Regions from separate parts of the Homo sapiens genome. Here region 2 is linked to region 1. Evidence: chromatin loops called from intact Hi-C (ENCODE). Cell type or tissue: PC-3. All regions are shown on one strand.

Region 1 (2,500 bases):
AAGTCACCATACTCAGAAATTTCTATTCAATCTTCACATCTGCTTTGCTCCAACTTAATTTGTTTGCATAAATCGGACAAATTGCAATTTGGTCTTTCTTAACGTGATTCTCTCACTTTTACTTGATTCTGCATTTATTCCTACCCCCAGCCCTTTTCCCCTCCTTTCCTCCCAAAGGGAAGAACCTTAACTCCTGCAAGAAAATCAATAGAGATATAAAAACTCATTGATAGTTTTACTAAAGTCAACCTACCTTCCTCTTTACCCTAAGCACTTTGCAATCCTCTTAGCCTTGCTGTATACAGCTGTAACTGATAATGAATAAGATTTAATGAATTTGGGTATTCTCCCTTGGATTTATCATATTTCCTCAATTGTAATTATTTGTACCCTTATTATTCTATAGGCTCATAGAGTCAAAGAATCCATTCTCCTTTCACTGAAGAAATTATGCAATTAAACTTGCAATTAGACTGCCCACCGCTGAGAAACTGCCTACCAGGCCCAGAGCCTCTTTTTAAAAGGCACTTCTGTAGGAAGTTCTTTATGTAGAACTAGACCTTCTGATTCTCATTCTGTAACTGTTAGACCAGTCCTGGGTGCCTGCTAATAATGTGATAGTCTGAAAAATCAACTGATACAAACATGTTATGGATCACTGGAATGGCTACCTTATAGCTGAGCGCCATCACACAATTTCATGCTAGGTCTATACCGTAGATCCTGTGTGCCTGTGGGTTCCATGTCTGAACCATGGGTTGATTCACACAACCATGGATTGAAAATACTCAAAAACAATGCAATAATACTAATAATACAAACTAAAAAAAAATACAGTATAACAACTATTTACCTAGTATTTACATTGTATTAGGTAATATGGGTACTCTAGAGGTGATTCAAAGTATGTGGGAGAATGTGTGTAGATTATAAGCAAATACTATGTCATTTTATGTAAGAGACATAAGTATCTGACGATTTTGGTGTCCACAGGGATCCATTAAGGGATGATTATATTTACTGTTTTTTGTTCCAAGATTACACTATATAAATTCAAGAAATACGAGATGATGGACTATTAATACATGGTGTTGTTAGATGTCAGAAATATAAACTCCATAATCCTGACTCATGTCTGAAAACTCAGCTGCTTTATCGCCCCCTCCAGGAAGTCTTTCTGTGCTCCCAAGTTCCCCTAATGAGCTCTTCCTTTATACTCTCATGTTACCTGTCCTTGCTGTGCTATTTTGCCAGTAAACAGTGGGGAGAGGATGGGGTTAGTGTTTGGTTCTTTTAGATCTAATCACTATCTCTATTGTCTCGAAGGCAAGCCCTCCTTTTCCCCCGATACCAGCATGCCTAGTATATAGTAGGCACTCAGCGTTTGTTGAAATGAGTCTAGCTTCTGAAAGTGCTACATTCTGGCAGGAGGTGTGCTTTTAGAGAGGCACTTTCTCAGGGGCAACTCAGAAAATGTCAAACCTTTTAAACTGCTGCTTAGAAAAATCTGACTCTGGTGACATTAACCTTTAGAAGCCATATTAGCATTTACTTGAAGGCCATGTTTTGCAATGAACAACAGGCTACATCTAAGTCTAATAACTTGTAACCTAATAACAGATTTAATAAAAGTATAAAATGGATTGAGAAATTATCAGAAACCATAAGCTCCCAGATTATAACTGTATAGCAAGGAACATATTCTCTTGTTAATCTTCCACTTCCCGGTGATCTGTGTTCACTTCATCATCCCTAGAATTCAGTCAGATTAGTTATAGCACTAATTCTTATGGCTTCCAGACAGAAATATTCTTCATCTGCCCAAATCCCGATGTTCACTTGTGGATCCAGGTTTCATTGCATCACCTGGTGAAAGCTTATTGAAAAAGTGACATTTTTGTTGAGAGATTTGCCTGTTTGAAAAAATGGAAAAAAACAGCAGGCTTTGAATAACAAGTAGTACACTCAAACTTAATCTGTGTCTATTAAGCTGTTATCTATACTCACCACTTTGCTAAGCCATGGAGCCTATAAAAGAGGGACAAGACACCAAACTTTATGTAGCCCTATGGCACAATCATGTTGCAAAACATTTAATAACATTGTAAAGCAGACTGTGATTGTCGAAATGAGACACAGTCAGACAGTTCTTCTGAAAGACATCTTCAGACATCTTCTGCCTTAAGAGGAAGATGTCAGCAGAGGTCTAAGGTAGTTAGCCCAAGGCAGATACAAGACAGATTGTTACCATGAGACAATGGACTTGGGTAGAAGACAGCCTTGGGGAACTCTGAGCAACCAAGGTAGCATGAGCACAATCAGAAGAGGGTGAAGAATAACTTACAAGGAGAAAATGAGAGAAGAGAGAGCTAGGAGGATACTAGAGAACTGTCTTTACTTCACAGTTACTCTTCATTTGGAACAAATATGTGTCCGTTAGTATTACTCCTGTTACAGTTTACTATCATTTCTTATTTATTTATTGCTCAAGGAATTTTAG
Region 2 (2,500 bases), 150 kb before region 1:
GTGGCATAGCCCAAAGATGGCATGCACCTGCATCAGTGGTAATGTCAGCTGCTGAAAGTTAGTATGGGAATGCTACACACCTGGTGTGCAGTTGATTGGTTTCATAACCATAAGGAAGGGAATACCATTGTTATAAAAGTCAGGCCTAACAGGAACTGGCAGTGGAATGTGAGAGGGGGCCTCTGGAAAGAAAAGGACAGACCCTGTGCCTTCATGCAAGTGAAGATCTGGCTGAACCAATTCCACAAGGTTATTGCGTACATAGCCTGAGTTTAAAAGGTTGTGCCCACTTTGAAGAATCAGTCATTGTTAGACCTTGGTAAAATGTCTAACTTCCTACCTGGATAAAGAAAGTAAAATCTTTAAAAAAAAAAAAAAATAGAAAAAGTCAGGACTTTCATCACCAAAGGCAGATTAGTTGGAAGAGTAGCAAGAAGAGTGGGAAAGATGAGTACAGCGAAGTGTCAAGGGAGCAACTAAGAGAACTGACTGCAGAGGCTTGAGGCAGTAATAATGGGAGCAGGTCCAGCAACAGCAGGAGGATACCAACCACAGTAGCACAGGAAAGGGGCAAGCTCCACCTATATCAGGCCCTGAGGGTATTGCTAAGAACACACCAGTCCAGCCAGACCAGCAATCTGGAGGCCATTTAGTGAAAAGGAAAAGATTTCTTTAAAAGAAAAACTTCATTAACTGCCTACAGAACCTCAAATAGTGTCACACTGAAACCTTGCTACCTATTAGCAAAACCTGGGGACATTTGAGATATGAGAAAGTTAATTTCCAGTCATTTAGTAGCAAGCTAAATTCTGTCAATTCAAACTTGGAAATAATTAAGATTATAGCTGCTAAAGAGGGTACAGGCAGTGATAAATTAAAATACAGTGGGGGCTGGGCACAGTGGATCACGCCCATAATCCCAACACTTTGGGAGTCCAAGGTGGGAGGATTGCTTGAGCCCAGGAGTTTGAAGCCAGCCTGGACAATATAGTGAGAACTTGTCTCTACAAAAAATAAACAAAATTAGTCAGGAGTGGTGGCACGTGCCTGTAGTCCCAGCTACTTGCTACTGGGGAGGCTGAGGTGGGAGGATTGCTTGAGTTCAGGAGGTTGAGGCTGGAGTGAGCCAAGATCATGCCACTGCACTCCAGCCTAGATAACAGAGGGAGAACTTGTATCAAAAAATAATAATAATAAATAATAAATGATAAGATACAGTGGGTTAAAACAATTGGGTACACAGGTGGATGCACAAAGCAAAAGAACAAAGACAAGAAGCAGTAAAATCTATATTCATCCTAAAAGAGAAAGTTGAGATTTTTATGCAGTTTAAGTAGAATACAGTCATGCCACTTAACAATGACATACATTCTGAAAAATGCATCTTCAGGTAATTTTGTCATTGTGCAAACATCAGAGTGTACTTACACAAACCTAAATGGTATAGCCTACTACACGCCTAGGCTATACGGTATAACCTACTGCTCCTAGGCTACAAACCTGTACAGCATGTTACTGTACTGAATACTGCAGGCAGTTGTAACACACTGGAAAGTATGCATATCTAAAGATACCTAAACATAGGGAAGGTACAGTAAAATACTATATAAATGATAAGAAAGGGTACACCTGTATAGGGCACTTACTATAAATGGAGCTTGCAGAACTAGAAGTTGCTCTGGGTGAGTCAGTGAGTGAGTAGTGAGTGAATGTGAAAGTCTAGAACTTTACCATATACTATTCTAGTCTTTATAAACACTACACACCTAGGCTACACTGAATTTATTTTAAAATATTTTTATTTCTTCAATAATAAATTAACATTAGCTTACTAGGTGACTCCATCGTATATGCAGTCAGTTGTTGACTGAAATCCGCTATGCAGCACGTGACTGTAATTTAATTAGAAAAAGCTTTTACTAATAAAATACTACTTAATTGAAGTATGACCTAAAGATCAGAAAAAAAGCTAGTCACACTGAAAATTATAGACCAAGTAAAGCTGATAAGAAATGGTCTATTAGAAAGACAATTTGAGTACCTTGACTACAATCCTTATACAGGATTCTCAACAGAAAGTATAGGATGATTCTCTGAACCTATTTATTGATAAATGCATATATAAATTATTTTTATTAGCAAATGTATCATTTCCTGAGTAATATGTATTTTCTGAAGGTGCTGATATTGTCTGAAAGTCTCCTATAACTTTAAGAAGGTATAGGTATTTAGGGGGAAACTGTTAGCAAACTATGATACCACTAAACAATTTTCCAACTTCAAAGTTAAACTTAATACTATATAGTCTGTCCATTTCAAGGTCAAAATGCCATCTATCTGGATGACTACCTTACTAAAATGCTGTCCCAGTAGGAGCCAGTGAATTATATACTTAGGGAATTTGACTAGCATGAGATAGTCACTTGCCTAAATATCAATACTTCAAGTGTCTTGTAAAATATAATCTTATATATTATAAGGTTTTTTATAATGTAAAATA

Evidence for each region. Hi-C counts contacts between places; a loop is a spot of excess contacts. Peaks named below come from ENCODE experiments on the same cell type or tissue, not always from the same donor. Only the 100,000 strongest peaks of a DNase experiment are listed, where the experiment ranks them.
Region 2: a loop joins it to region 1, with 2.6 times the contacts of the local background. A loop is called at or near these places in 2 of 110 quality-filtered maps.

The regions. Positions count from the first base shown.
Region 1 is chr2:214,829,799-214,832,298 of GRCh38, forward strand. The region is part of intron 1 of SNHG31 (small nucleolar RNA host gene 31); the gene reads left to right. Among named protein-coding and RNA genes, the nearest start is that of SNORA70I, 16 kb to the right of the region's middle. In PC-3, CTCF peaks have their summits at 1,174 (motif pointing left) and 1,374; no DNase peak of the experiment used is centred here.
Region 2 is chr2:214,675,201-214,677,700 of GRCh38, forward strand. No RefSeq gene overlaps it. Among named protein-coding and RNA genes, the nearest start is that of BARD1, 130 kb to the right of the region's middle. In PC-3, no CTCF peak of the experiment used is centred here; a DNase peak (open chromatin) is centred at 1,411; H3K4me3 peaks cover 412 bases; H3K27ac peaks cover 1,390 bases.